Linked DNA regions of Homo sapiens: region 2 is linked to region 1. Evidence: chromatin loops called from intact Hi-C (ENCODE). Cell type or tissue: dorsolateral prefrontal cortex. All regions are shown on one strand. Each heading gives the region's core, and the rest is flanking DNA. Links, peaks and the distances in the headings are about the cores only.

The links. Peaks named below come from ENCODE experiments on the same cell type or tissue, not always from the same donor. Only the 100,000 strongest peaks of a DNase experiment are listed, where the experiment ranks them.
Region 2: a loop joins it to region 1, with 2.0 times the contacts of the local background. A loop is called at or near these places in 6 of 110 quality-filtered maps.

Annotation. Positions count from the first base shown.
Region 1 is chr2:200,451,906-200,459,906 of GRCh38, reverse strand. It overlaps SPATS2L (spermatogenesis associated serine rich 2 like), which reads right to left. Exons shown (of 13, transcript NM_001100423.2): 9 at 80-138. The region is part of intron 2 of LOC101927741 (a long non-coding RNA gene); the gene reads left to right. Among named protein-coding and RNA genes, the nearest start is that of KCTD18, 54 kb to the left of the region's middle. In dorsolateral prefrontal cortex, for the core only: no CTCF peak of the experiment used is centred there; a DNase peak (open chromatin) is centred at 3,696; H3K27ac peaks cover 2,500 bases.
Region 2 is chr2:200,390,521-200,398,521 of GRCh38, reverse strand. All of the region lies in intron 3 of SPATS2L (spermatogenesis associated serine rich 2 like), which reads right to left. It overlaps LOC101927741 (a long non-coding RNA gene), which reads left to right. Exons shown (of 7, transcript XR_007088047.1): 7 at 1-1,867. Among named protein-coding and RNA genes, the nearest start is that of SPATS2L, 88 kb to the right of the region's middle. In dorsolateral prefrontal cortex, for the core only: no CTCF peak of the experiment used is centred there; no DNase peak of the experiment used is centred there.

The sequences.
Region 1 (8,001 bases), core at 2,156-4,655:
GGTATCATTGTCAGTCTGACCTATGGATTGCTTCTGATTGGGAAGCTCCTAATCAAATAACCATGTGTTGTCTACTTACTGGCTTCTTCTTTAACTTTATCCATTTCTGCCATTAATGAAACTTCTTTGTCAATGATGCTGGGGAAAAACAAAAACAAAAACAAAAGCAAAGAATGCTTAATCAAAGATAAACTTTTAATAAGCACTGAAAGTAAAATTATTTTCATTAAACAAAATACAAAATTACCATAAATATTTCTATGCTACAATGCCAGCAGTACACTCTGCCTCTCCAAAAAATGAGGCAACATCGAAGGGATGTTCCCAAGGATTACATAGTGACATCTGCTGATTAAATCATTGTCAACAAACCTAAAAAAAAGTCTTTTAGACTTTCAGAATTGTGCTGCTTTGAATTTAAATTTGGGAATATTTTTGTCCTATACATTCCAAAGTTCCAAAACAATATAATAAGTATTTGAAAAGCTGGCACTTAGGTCCTTAAGGACTGTAGTTCCCAGTGTCTCTGTGCTCTACCCTGAGAGATTCTGGCTGGGAAGGAAGGAGATGGGCCCAATTCTGCTGCAGATGGTCCTGGGACCATACTTTGAGAAATATGGTCTGGGCCAATCCATCCACATGCTCAACAACATAAGTCTCTGCCTTTTTCATTCTCCCGAGTAAGCATTTCAAGGTTCTAATGAACTTTTTCTCGTATTTCATTTATTTTTTGGTTAGTCCTTCGAAAAGGTATTACCTGCATAAAGCTAACAATGATCTGTCCCAAAGTTTGCTTCTCTCCTATCCCATCCCAACCCCCAGTTCTCTAGTTCCCCTCCCAGAAGTAATGCATCATGACAAATTCCTTATATGTCCTTTTACAGATTTTTATGTAGGAAGGAGTGAAGAGAGGTTTCAGCAAAAAGGCAGGGAGCTGTGCAGGGTGAAGAGCCTGGGGAAAATCCCCAGGGTGGGTGAGCACAGATGTCAGATTATCTTTATATTTTTAGTTTAGTCATAATATTTAAATATATATCTTTAAAACATAAGGACTTCTGGGGACCACAATAATTTACTATAGCATCTATAAAACATTCACAATAATTTAATGGTATCAGATATCTACTTAGTATTCAAATTTCCCCAACTGTCCCATAAATCTTTTTTTTTTTTAACAGTGTGTTAAAACCAGGATCTAAACAAGCCCTGTTCATTCCAATTGGTTGATTGACTCTTAAATCTGTTTTAATCCAGAGGTTCCCTCTCATCTGTTTTCTCATCCCCTTTGCAATTTATTTGTTGAAGAAATTAGGTTGTTTGTCCTGAAGAGTTGTGCAAAGCCTGAATTTTGCTGATTACATCTCCATGGTGTTATTTAGCCTGTTCTTTTGTATTTCCTATAAATTTGTTATTAGATGTAGAAATCTGATTAGATTCAGGTTTTATTTTCTTAGGAGGAACACTTGATAAGTGTATTGTGTCATTATGTGTGTGCTGATGGAAGTATACGATATGAACTACTCCACCTGAAAAAAAATGAGACTGAATTTAATCAAATTTCTACATCTAAAATGGCAAATTTATAGGAAATACAAAAGACATCTCTCTTTTTTATGATCTTAGCAGCCATTGATGATCATTGCCTAGATTTTATAGGGTTTGCAAAATTGAGATATTCACATTCTATAACTCTTTCTTATTTCCTGGAATTCTTCCATAAAGAGAAACTTTATCAATGATTTGGTTATCATGAAGTATAGTTTGCATAGGTAAGGTAGGATGAATGCTTGATTCTCCCCTTTTGTTTTCAAAATGATAGTTGGTTCCTTAGCATCCTTCAAAGGTAATCAAGAAGATTTTTTTGCTTGTTTGTATATTTTAATTATACACATTAATTATAAACTCATATTTAATGTGCTTCAAAACACTGTTATCATCTTTATTACTCTCAGATTGTTCCATCACATGGACTTTTTCTTCTCCATCAGATGTACTTTTGCAATTTAAAGTGTGTTGAAAATTTACTTCCTCTGAAAAATTTTGCAGTATTTGTCAAAGTAAGAAGTGACTTCTGGAATATATCCATAGCAGTTTAGGGGCTCCTCAAGTAGACTGTGCAACCTAAATACTTGAAGAGTAAAGGACTGTGTGCTGAGGAACTCAGCTCTTCCCAACCAGGAAATCCTAGTGGAAAGGACTAATTGCACAGTGCATGGCATGTTCTCCAGAACTGGGCTCTAAGCCTAGTCCCTCAACTGCAGACAACATCAGCCAGCCCCATGACACACATGGCTTACGGTCACTGGATATGATCACTTTGGTGTAACCAACATATCAGGACGCCTGTCCCTTACCTATTGACATTACATAGGTATGTCAGTGTGTTTTAAATATAGGAAATGCATGATACAGAAAGGTGTACAGTGAGAAGGAACTCTTTATCCCATCTCTGCCCCAACTTACTCAGTTCCCCTCCTTGGAGGTCTCCAATGTGACAAGTTCTTGCATTTCCAGAGACTGTCTATGTAATCAACCAGCATATATTCAGTAATTGTATGAAATGCCGGGTTGAGTCAATAGGCTTTGTGCTCCTGTGATTATGAGCTTCTCTGCCAAGTTCACAAACATAGCCATGACAGAGGCATCTGTGTGTGTGTGTGTGTGTGTGTGTGTGTGTGTGTGTATGTATGTTTTCATTATTTACAACCTTCTTAGAGAGGGGCACTGCTACCTTACTTTAGGGAAACAAAGACTGTTCGAGACAAGCTGTTGGGGAGATATGGGGAGAATCTACAGATGTGGAGCCAGAAGCCCAAACTACAAATATATGGTTAAGCTACTCTGCTTGAGGACATGTTTTGAATTTTTATCCCTTACAGAAAGGGAAGAGAGAAGACAGAAAACTCAGCACGACGACATTCTTTGTGGGAGAGCTGAGAAGGATGTGAGAGGACCTGCCAGGACTCATTGGGGAAATAGTGAAAAGCAGATAGAGAGGAAAGAAAATGACGATGGCAAGAAGAAGCAATTAGGATTCCCTTCCCTGAATCAACTAGAAGGCTTTATAAATAGAGTCCCTGGGTTTAGAGAGCATGCCCAGCACACACTAAGGGAAATACTGCTGCATGTGACACAAGACTGGCATGTCCTCAGATGCCCAGTGGAGGGGAGAGGAGCAGACTGCAGGCAAAGCAGAGGTCCTGGAGGCTTGGGAATCCTCCCACTTGTGTGTGGGGTTGGTGGAATGGTGGTGTGTGCAAGGGCCTTTGCTAATTTCTTTATCAGCTACAAGACCATCGTAACACTTTTGTTGATCAAATTTGTTAACATAATTTTGTGCCCAGAGAATTTACAAGATGGACATTTGGGGTACAATACTTGTCCCCGGGTCTAACACATATTAAACAAAGCTGGGCATTTATATACAATGGTTAGTTCAGACCTTCTGGGCTAGCAACAGGAGGGAAGAGGGTTTACACAATAAATTGTTAATCTGCTTAATGCACACCCTTGAGGATGTGAAAGAGCCTGTGAAGTTGGCATCAAACCAGGCTTCCGTTTCTCTGGGTATTTCCATAGAAGATTGTCTGCAAGCATCGTAGTAATTCAAGCTCTGCTATCTATGGGTGGCTGCTTTCAAAACTCATGTGCACAAAGGCAAGTCAGTGATCTCTGCTGACTCAGGACCCAGCTTGGAGCTGATGAACTGATGCAAACCAAGATCAGGGGCCAGCCCAGGGCAGATAAACCCGGCCTGCCCTTGAGAATCTCAATGTGTAGACCTGAGAGTTCCTTGAGTTTTGCTTTCCAGGCAGTAGGCTTGTCAAGGGAAGAATAATGGTGGGAAGTGGATGTGGAGGAAGTAGTAAAGCCAGCCTGTCCTTTGGCAGGCTGTCAGACAGTGAGGAGCCAGCCTTACATCAAGCGAGTGCCAGACTAAAAGAAGGTCAGAGAGGAAAGACCATGCCTAAATCCTTCTAAATGCCCACAAAGCCTGGGGTGTCTGGGTGTGTCACATCCAGTTTTGGGAGTAATTTCATCGGTGCCATTTCCATGTTCTGTGGAATCTTCTTAGAGGTACCAGGACAGAGACAGACACGTATGGGTGGTCAAGTGTGGCTTGACAACTCTGCAGGCTGGATAGGACAGAGGGCACTTGGCAAAGCCCTGGTATGGAGTTACCAGATATGGAGGGAGGAGCGAGTCCCTTGGAGAGGAATGACATTAGGGAGTTGATGAGTCACAGAAGAATCAGAGACAGTATCATCAACCACATTCCTACTGTGGAAGCTGCAAGGTCACACACTTGCTTTCGAGGTACACCTCTGCAGACACATATCAGCCCTCAGTTGCCTCGAAATGTGAGCTGATCACTTTCTGAGTGCAGATGGTGGGCCAGGCACATTAGGTAGAGTGCCAGTGCCTTCCTGGAATGATCTCATCTAAGCTTCCTGACATCCCAGGAGGAGCAAGCCTGGCTTTCTCCTTGCCACAGGGGCTTGAAACAAGCCCTTCCCTCTACCTTGAAGACAACTCTTCTGCTTAACCTTGCTTCTCTTCATCTAATCAGCTCTGAGTCCTCCTTCAGGTCTTTGCTTAATCGTCACTTCCTTAGAGAGCTCTGACTAAGTTTTTAAAAACTTCTGTTCAATTTCATGATCTTAGACTTATTATGGGTTGCTCAATAAAAATTTCTTGATAGTGATGAATATAAGGGAAGACAACATATTCATTTTTCTGTGGCATAACAATAATGAAACTTACTAGTACATTGTGGTGCTTGCATATACATCACATTTATGCAAAACTTTTGGTCACTGACAGAATTTAATCATTGGAGACATAAGCTTATGAGTAAAGGTGTCATGATACTCACCAAACACACAAGGTTTGGCTGAGTCAAAACAGGCAGTTTGCAAACTATGGTGGTTTAATTACTGAAATTTGTTCTCCCACCACTGATCATCTGAAATGCTAAGTTCTGAATGTTTTTGCTTTTCAACAGTGATCCTGAGTACTTGACAGAAATACATAACTCTTTAATTGGCTTTCCACTGGCCACTAAAAGTTTTCTAAATGGTTGGGTAAAGCCCTCTGGAGGGCACCAGGCACGTCAAACGTGTTCTACATAAACAGAGTTCCCGTAAAATCCACGCGGACCTCACATGTTTCAGATGTGCCCTTTCTCCTTCTAAAAACACATCTTCTCATTTTAGCCAAACTGCCTGGATAGTAAAATTTTATTTTGTTGCCATAAAAAAGCTTTTATTATCAAAGCAATAAGGTGTAAGGAGGAGATTACCATGGCAAAGACTTTACAGTTTATTATATAGTTAATCACAGAGATAAAGTGTCATTTTATAAAAATGTTTCCACTGTCTTGATTCCTTTCTATAGAGCACTGATAATAACAATAATGAAAAGAATCAGAAAGCCTCGTTAGTAGTAATAGATTTATCATTTTCTCCCCTGTGAAAGGCTCTTTAAATTTGGAGATGGAGGCATTGAGTGACAAAATTGATTCATTTGGAAGCTTGGGTGAGTCATGTCAGGCCTAGTGTTCTTCAAATACAAAGATGCCACCATAGAGAGGCAGCCACAGGACCATCAATGTAGTTGATAAGCTGGAGAGCAGAACCTGCTGGTAGATACCGAGGAATGAAAGCAGAATTTCAAAGGGGAGGTGAAGAACTCAATCTGTAACAACAGCCAGAGTTAGATGTTAAAGATTTAAAACCAGGCCACATTCCATCTTCCATGCATTTGCCTCAGGGAGACTAGAGTGAGAGGAATTGCCGGGGACCATCTGATCCCAGACAATTTTGCTGCAGAACCTTCTTGTGGGGAAAGTACTTCAGCTGGAGCTTAACTCATCATTCGCCAAGCCAACAATTGCAGAATGGGAGCATGGGGAGGGAGGCAGGCCCAGCAGGAGGCGCATGCAGTAGAAAGAGAAGGTGGGAACTGCTGGAGAGAAAGGATGCTATGAATGCTAATGAATATTTCAGCCTTCCTGGCCTCTACCAAATAGCATAAAGCATGCCAAAGACTGATAAGCCCTACAGCCAGGCTTCCCTGCATAAAGAATTTCCATTTCTTTCACTAAAAAGAAAAGAGTGGTATAAAAACATCTCCCTCCACTGTGGGCTCTGCCGCTTCTTAATGCAAAGGAATAAGAACTGTGACCAACGGTTCTAACATCCCCTGAGAGGGATGTCAGCTGGGCTGATAGCCTAGTAGTGCCCACTGACCACCACGTGGGCCTTGAGCTGGCAAGCTACAGTTGCCCCGTACTAGCTAGCACTGAGCATCTGTGTCCCTTCCCTTAAATTTTGCCCACTAGTTGCAAGGCAGGAAAACTTCCTTTATACATTTAAGGCCTAATGTACTGTTCCCATGAGTACCATTTCTGGTCCAACTCCCCAAGTATTACCAGCAATTATTGGGCCCAGGGCAAAGCTAGTCAGGGGTTTCAGCTCACCAATTTCTCAATTGCAATTTCTCAATTTCTTTGTTGCAGCTGTCAACAAAGATGCTTCCCTGGCTTGACAGCCACAAATGCAGAAAGACCGTACGGTTCTTTATTCCCAGGGTCAGGAGGCCTGGCAGCCCTAACTGTAAAGGGCACTCACGTTCTTGCACACTGCCAATTCCCGGCTCTTCCTTGCTGTTCTGCTCCCCATCCTGTCCTCTCTCCTGCACCCTCTATGCTGGTTACTGGTGTCATCTCTCACCCAGTGTCCATGGCTCCTCTTCCTTCACTTCCCACATGGTTACATCCTTGGAAGTCTACCCCAGAAATGTCTGTCTGTCCCATGCACCTCTCCACTTCCACTGACTCTTATTTAACCCTGAGCACATTACCCAGTCCTTGGCTATTTGTTGTTGTTTATTGTTACACTGCTGGAATTCCCGGGTCTGTCACCTTCCACTCTGTATATATTTGCATTTAGGTTTTATAACAACCTGAATTCTTTTCAAAACTGAAAAATAATAATAGATTTTTTTTTTTTTAAATGCAGCACTGGTGACAAATTGGTCCTTCTAAAGATTTATTGGGTTTAACAGTGTTATTTGGTAAACATATAAAACCCTGCATACATGTCCACAGCATGTAGACTGGGGTTAGCACATAACCCTTTGAAAGGCTGCCTACTAATCACGCTCATCCGGGAAATAGAGTGGGGGTGCCTCAAGCATGAACCACACTCAACATACAAAGCAAAGTCAAAATCCATCTGACTGTCAATGAACATCAATGACTACACTCAATTGCCAATCAGGCTGACATTTTATTTCTACTACTTTTATGAGAGGCAATACAATGTGTTAATATTGTTTAGTCTGCATATTTTATGTTGGAATCATACAATGATTTGAAATCATGGTTAATAAATTGTTCATCATACTGTCTGAGGTGCATTTCTGGGATGAGACACACAGATTTAGTATAAGGACTAACTCTCAACATTAGTAATATTTTGGAGTTCTTCAAAAAGGACATAATTAATTAAAAAATATACAGGGATTTCTTTTTCTTATTGGAATTTTTTAAATGACAGAATAGCATAATCCCATAGTATGGAAATCCCACAACATTAAATGTTCAACTGAAAAATCTATATTCCTCTGTTTAGAAATTGTACATATGACTTTGATGAACAATAGAAATTTTTATCTTTGCTAATTACTTATTAGTTCAGTTTCTTTTCATGGAGGTCACTATTCAGGGAAAGTAACTTGACTGTATTTCAGTGTCTTTGACTATAAAAATGCTGACTCCCCCGCTTCCCCTTTTAAAGTTACATCTGCCGGGCGTGGTGGCTCATGCCTATAATCCCAGCACTTTGGGAGGGCGAGGCAGGCAGATCACCTCAGGTCAGGAGTTCAAGACCAGCCTGGCCAACATGGTGAAACCCCATCTCTACTAAAAAACTGGAAAATATTAGAAAGCAGGATAAAATGAAACAAATTTCAAAATAAAACAAAATAAAGCAAAAT
Region 2 (8,001 bases), core at 2,023-4,522, 61 kb after region 1:
ATAAGATTACTGAATCATTGTTCACCCTAGAAGTTGAGAAGACTTCCCATACTAGTGACAGTATGACTTGGTTTGCTAAAGGATGGGAAATTCTAGAGTTTGCATTTTAATTTACTATTTACTTTAGAATGATGGCTCCCAAACTTTTAATTTATTCTTTTCAATAAACATAAAAATCTCAAGCTTTTCTCATATAGTTGAATTCCAAAATAGGTATTCCAATTTCCTTTTTAAATATATACATATGTATTTTGTTACACTCTGAGGTATTGTGGCAGCTACGGAAATCAACACAGTTGACTGACAGCCTAGCTGCCACTCCTCTTGGGTCCCCCAGTGCATTTGCACCCCAGCCACACTCCCCCCAGGAGGTTGCTAGTTAACAGCTGAGGAGGCTGGGGACTCGTGAAAGCTCATTTCTGAACATTCCCCCAGTGGGCAACGTTGGCCTAAACACTCCTCATCAGCCTGCCGAAATTCAATACTGCATTGTAAGTTTGAGACATTCTCTGCTCGATTTTCCTTTCTTCTCCCTCTTCTTTCAAGCTATCAGATTTGCATGGAAGTCTAAAGCCTCTCCCTGCCTGCTCTGGCTGCCTACCCTCTTCCCCATCTCTTTTAATCCCATCTCATCTTGGCATCTGTCTCTTGGATGACTCAAAAGAAAACAAATATGTGGGTTTTTTTTTCTAATTATACCTATCTTTTCCCCCACTGACATTCTAATACTTGCCCTAGACCCAGGAAGCATGTCCCACTTCCTTCTTCCTCCCTATGAGTTGAGAATTACCATTAGACAATAGTGGCTAAATTATTTAACACTGATTAATTAGCCAATATTTGGGGGGCACAAAGTCTATGATATTATTATTATATAATAATATATTACTATAGGATAAGTACACAAATAAATCAAAAGTCCACTAGGAGCTTATAATCAAGTTAAGGAGCAATGATTTACAGAGAAAATGTGGTTTTAATAATAATACAAACAATAACAATTTTAAGGTCTGAGTTTATGCATCTATCTGTTTGTCTGTCTACCTGTCTGTCTAATCTATCCGAACAGATTTCCAGTGTACAAGGTTAGGAGAGAAGGAACCATTGTTACAGCCTTCCAACATTGTCATTTTCTTCTCCGTAAAAACTGAATAATTTAATACGAAGGATCATGGTGAGAAATAACTAGAATGTTGGTAAACTACCTATAAATCCCAAGGGATTGTGAATAGAAGTTACTTCTTCCTGCTGCCACAGGGTTTCATTTTCGACATGCTCTTGTATTCTTTAGCATTAACCATCTATCTTATATATACCTCTCAGCTGCAGTGCACAGGGGCTACCAGGAAAGACTGGAAGGAGTGGGGGTGGAGAGGCAGGAGAAGCAGGAGAGAAACACTGTGAATTCCGATCATGTAGCCTGGAAAAAGCAATGCGATGCTAATCCTACAATAGTAAATTTCTTCTTATCCCCTGAAACTGAGGCTGACATTTCCATTTATTCATTCAGTTCCTTTAGACTCCTTGTCAAATCTCTTCTAGTTGCCAAGCAACAGTAACAGCAGTTCTGTACATAAGCATTAGGCAACAACTATTGTCAATGTTTCTCCTTTCTGTTAATGGGAAATTTAATGACCCTTTCCTATGAGAAAATGATGACAAGAACCTGTTTCATGGTGAAATCTGAAAGCTGTGTGGCTTGTGTTCTTGTTTGAATCCAAGGGTTGGACTAAATTGACTTCTACACTCCTGCAAATTTTTCCCCAAAGCTTCCATGGTTTGCACTTTCAAAACAACTACTTAGCATTAAAACTTGTGTCAAATCCCATGAAGCGAGTTATCTATTAAATGGAGTTAATGTTTTAAAGATGCATAATGATGGGTTTCTTCTGTACTCTCTCTAATCAAATGCTTGGATTTTTCTGACCATACTCCACCCCACATAAAGATTTGAACTATATGTCACTACTCTGTAAAATGCAGATCAAGAGAGTTACAAGAAAAAATAATAAAATAGTACATATTTATTCAAAAATAATTAAAAATCTGCTCATCCGTTGGGGACAGACACCACGACACACAGACATGAACACCTTCTATCTCCATCATCTGCAGAGACATTGAATATGTCACCTCTCTGGACAAGAGACTTTTCTCCTTTTTACTATTCCTTGTTTTTTATTTGAATGATTCTACACAATTATTGTTTATAAACCAATTTACCTCTATAACTGTAACAGTTCTAAAAGCTATTCACAGTGAGTGGCGCAGCTCAGCGATGACATTATAGACTGAGCTGTTCCCCATTTCCATATCATCGTATTGTCTAGTCTCACTTATTTTTTGTAGGCTCAGCAATAGCTATAAACGTTTGAAAAAGTCAAGTTCGCTTTTATGTTCTTTTTCTCATTTGGTCTTTTTACTTTTTCTTTCCAATCTTGGTTCTATGGGAAAATATATATATATATATATATATATATATATATATTTTTTTTTTTTTTTTTTTTTTTCCAGATCGAGTCTCACTCTTTTGCCCAGGCTGGAGTGAAGTAGCATGCTCTCCACTCACTGCAACATCTGCTCCCTGGGTTCAAGAGATTCTCCTGCCTCAGCCTCCCAAGGAGTTGGGATTATAGGTGTCCACCACCACTCCCAGCTAATTTTTGTATTTTTAGTAGAGACGGGGTTTCGCCATGTTGGCCAGGCTGGTCTCGATCTCCTAACCTCAGGTGATCTGCCTGCCTTGGCCTCCCAAAGTGCAGGTGTGAGCCACCATGCCAGGCCTCAAACAAAAATGTTAATTAACTAGAGCTCTTTTTCCATTTTTTAATTGTGAAATAAACAGATAAGCTCCCCCAGATTCTTTCTAGTTTATATCGTTAAGAGCTCATAAAGCAGCTCTACATTTATTATTGTACTTGATGACTTTGTGAGGCAGATTTTATTATCATGTCCAATTTACAGATTAGGAAATTGAGGCCCAGAAAAGTTAAGTGGCTTATTTCAGGGTGCTCAACTAATAATCTCTGACTTCTGTCTCCAAACTCCACACTCTTTCCACAGCCTTACCTTGTTGGAGATCACTTCCCAAGTGTACTGGGTCCTCTAAAGTGGCTTAGAGGTCACTCATTGGAATTAGTTATCAGTGCATAATTGGACACTTTGCAACTATTAACCCCATTTACAAAGATCTTCTTTACTTTCCATCACCAAGTTTTACTGCTGAATTGTATTCTATTTAAACTGATTTATGGGAATGCATTAAAAATATCTGACTAAAATTTCTATTTTGTCTATACCAGTTCTAATAATCCTTTCTTATTCAGTTAAAATTATTTAAACATTTATAAATCTAATTTACCTTGGTACCCACATATTTTACACAGAAATAATCTAACAGTGACTATTAAGCTGTACACTGAAATCATCTATAAATTTCTAGTATTCAATTTCTTTAAAAATACATTATTTAGAAAAGAAGCTATTAAAAAATGAGTATGCCCTAAATATAAGATCAGATTAGCCCAAAGATTTTGTTCTGATAGCTCACCTTCACAGAGTGACATTTGGGGAATTTTTTTCTCCCTTTATTTTTTTATTTCATGCAGCAGGATATGACCGGTTACTCAGCAAAGGACCTCATTTGGTATTGTGAAGCCTACCTGAGACCACCTGTATTTGATGATTATGTAAACATACTACTTTTCTGAAGAACCACAGGTGGTCAACGTAAGTAACCCAAGTTTCTGTTTTTAGAAGCAATTTAAAATATGCTTTATTTAATAGCAAAAAGAGTACTAAAATGAGATGACATTTCCATTAACCTACATTTCATTTTTCAAGAAGACTTGAGATTTTGCAAAACATCGTAAATGGGAAATGAAGTCTCTAAAGAACTTAACAATTCAAGCAGGCGTGTCCATTCATTCATTATTCATTCATTTATCTAACTCTATCTGGGGGTCAACTATGTATCAAACCCAAGAATAGTAATAGTAAGACCCATTCTCTGCCTCCAAGAAGCACAGTCTCACATGGGGAGACAGAGCCACAACTAACAATTACACTCCGTGGAATAACAGCTGCAGTGGAGAATGCAGAGAAGCCCACAGAAGTACAAGGTGAATGACAGAGGAAGGGCGAATCATTCAGGCAGGGTAGGAGAAAGAAGAGAGTTGAGTCCCTGAGGAGGACATCCCAGACAGAGGAAACAGCCTTTGCAAAGGAGGCAGACACATTCAAGGTCAGGGTGGCGAATGAGAGATGCGTGGAGATGCGGCAGTGGATAAGGGTGTAAAAGGTGGACGGGGTCCACTCATGCAGGGGATGTATGTTATGCCGAAGAGACCAGACTCTGATTGCAACCATATTTTCAATTTAAATCCTTATCGTTATAATCCAACAAGGTAGAGATATTTTAAAATGAAACAGTTAAAATGATTGTCAATTTTAAGTTTCAGTTGTCTTGAATATTAAACCTGAAATCATTAGCTACCTGCTTCTTTGGACTAAAAGCTGCATGAAGGCAGGAATCATTTCCTCACCAAAGCACCTACTCGAATTCATCCAATAGAGGACCCACTAGAGACAGCTGATGAACTCATTGGATTCCAACACTTCTTATGAAGTAATTAATTTCCCACAGTGCTCGACTAGATACTGCATCACCAACACTAAATAGATGTTTTATCTGATCTCTACAAGCTTGTAATCTAAGACATAACAGTTGTTATTCTTAATTTTGAGAATTAAAATGTCATTGCTCTGTGTGACAGATTGAGAAACAAACTAATCATAAAAATTTTTAGGCCATAAAAGCTAATAACTAAAGACAGTAAGTATACTAAAATAAATCAATGTCAAATTATAAACGTTCAGAATTTTCAGTTGTTTATTATGATTTATTTCATTGAGTTGAGAAATCTATTAACCTTTTGACATGGGAAGATGGAATTCACTAAATAAGTTAGAGAAGCACTACTTCCATTGTCATCACCCTCTTTCAAAATAGTGCCAACATTTTTATAAGTTACGGAAATGCAGTGGGAAAACACTACTGTTAATTGTCAGGTAGACATCTGACACTGCTCATGAGGAGTGGGATGACTGTGGCTCTTAAGCCTATGCATGGAGCATTTACACTGAACCTCTGTGATCTGTGTGCTAACAGATCAGCCTATTTTCCCTCATTGGCATGATGCCACCTCTGTTTTGAATAAGACACTCTAATGTCGGCTGCTCTGCCTACCATATTGGTCTGTCCACCAGCCATGTTTTGCAGGGATCAATTGCTATGAGTCTGATTCTTTAAAGTGCTTTTCCTTTCCATGGTCCAACTTTAGGAGCTGTTCTATCTCAACAGATATTAGGAAAGGGGCTGCCAATCCTCGATCAGCACCATGGCGCCCAACCCAGATTCTCAAATTGGGGAATACATATTCTCACTTGAATATATGACTGTGAGTTCAGACATTATATGAAGAAGCCATGACATAAAAGGGACATCTTGCTGCTATTTTTTACTCAATGGCCAATAAGTTTGTAAAGATATAGGAAAAAACAAACTCCGCTTCTCCTACTATGCTCTCACAATGCAGAATACTTCTGGGGACCTCTGGTCACCCAAATGTGTGGGGGACTTCTCTCCACCAAGTAATCGTTCAGCAGTGGATTCTTCAGCAGACATCAGCTGGGTGTTCTCCCACTTAGTTCTCCCAGTGTTAATTCTGACACTGTCTACCTGGAGATAGCATCAGATCCCACAGATTGAGAGCTCAGTTCCACAAGACCACCCCCCACTTCAGATACCAGCACAAGTACAATTGGCCCTCCATATCCACAGGTTCCATATCTGTGGATTCAACCAACCACAGAACCAAAATATTTGGGAAAAAAACAGTAAAAAATATCAGGAGTGTACTGAGTACCTATGGCTTTTGGAACATCATAAAATCAAAAAATCTTAAATCAAACCACCATAAATAAGGGACGGTCTATAATTTGCTAGAGTGGCTCACAGAACTCAGGGAACACATTTACTCGTTTATTACAAAGGATATTATTAAGGTTACTGATGAACACAAGAGAGAAGAGATACACAGGGCAAGGTATGTGGAAAGGGGTTCAAAGCTAACATGCCCTCTCTGGGTTCACCACCCCAAACCTCCAAGTATTTAGCTCAGTCCTTTTGGGTTTTTCCAGAGGCTTCGTTACATAGGCATGACTGCTTACATCATTGGCCACTGGTGATCAACTTAAACGTCAGCTCCTCTCTCCTCCTGCCAGTTTGGTGGGTAGGACTGAAAATTCCAACCCTCTAATCACCTGGTTGGTTCCCTGGGCAACCAGCCCCTATTGGACGATATCCAAGAGCCCTCAGCCAAAGATCAGCTCATCAGCATACAAAAAGACACTTATCATTTTGAAGATACCAAGGATTTTAGGAATGGTATATATATTTCATAATAAGTATCACAAAGTTACAGTGGTTTTATACTGAAATAATGTGTGGAATATATTATTAAATACAATGGATAAAAATTTTGCATCGATTTTTAAGACAACATGTAATAATACCCCAAGGAAATTGTATGTTGTCAGAAGTTAGTTTTGACCATGTGCCCAGAGACTTGGGGTAACACATTAGTCCTTCTGTGTCTTGGGGTCATTTTGATGGAAAACCCTGAGAAGCAGTAATATGTGGAAAGGGTACAGGCTTTAGAACCAAACACAGCTGAGTTTGAAGCCCTGTTCCTCCACATTTCTTGAGAGTTTGACTTTGACCAAGACAAGTCTGACCTCAAGCCTCAGTGTCCTCATCAAACAGAAAGGTTATTTAACATGAAGATTTATAAAATATGTAGCACAGTCGCTAATGGAGCCAGGTGATATTTTTAAAACATGTAAGATCAAGTCATATTCCAGCTTAAAACCTTCCAACAGCTTCTTTTTGCTCTCTGAATAATGCCCTACATGGCAGTATTATGGGTTCCAAACCTTTCAGTACATGGACCTCCTTTGGCAGTCTGGTGAAGCCTTTGGGGTCTTTCTCAAAATAATGTTTTAAAATTTATGAAATAAACTACATGTGATTACAAAGGAAACTACTTATATTGAAATATACTTAGAATATTAATAAAAAACAAACATGCTGCAGTAATATATGTACTTCTCTATTAACACATCAAATAACATTATATAGTAACAAGGTTCTTCAACTACAGTAAGTTTGAAGTAATGACGGACAACCATTTCAGGATATCTGCAACAAATGTAATTGGATATGAAAATATCTGTGATTTTTAATTGTGAAAGTCACGGGTACTGCTGCTCTACTGTGGGTTTTTTGTTTGTTTGTTTTTTGAGACAAAGTCTTGCTCTGTCACCCAGCCTGGAGTGCAGTGGCGCGATCTTGGCTCACCCCAACCTCTGCCTCCCAGGTATAAGCGAATCTCCTGCCTCAGCCTCCTGAGTAGCTGGGATTACGTGTGTCTGGCACCATACCTAGATAATTTTGTATTTTTAGTAGAGACAGGGTTTCTCCAGGTTGGTCAGGCTGTCTTGAACTCCCGACCTCAGGCGATCTGCCCGCCTCAGCCTCCTAAAGTGCTGGGATTACAGGTGTGAGCCACCACACCTGGCCCTACTCTGGCCTTTTTTTTTTTTTTGCCTTTGCCTACATTCATGACTGGAGGAAACGGTAAATTTCATTTAGATGTTAGTGAAGATAAAAATGTATTTGTTCTCATCTACATTCATGGACCCATGGATTCTAACCGCGATCCCTTGGAGATCCACGGACCTGGGTAGACAGCCAGGATTCTAAGTGGTATTCTTGGACTTCATCTCCCATCACCAATCACCTTTGTCTACCACACCTGGACCACACTGACCACCTGCTCATCAAACACATTCAACTTAGTCAACCTTAGGCATCTGCTTTGCTTTTCTCTCTGTCTGGAATTCTCTGTCCTCAGATCTTTGTATGGTTGTTTCTTTCCC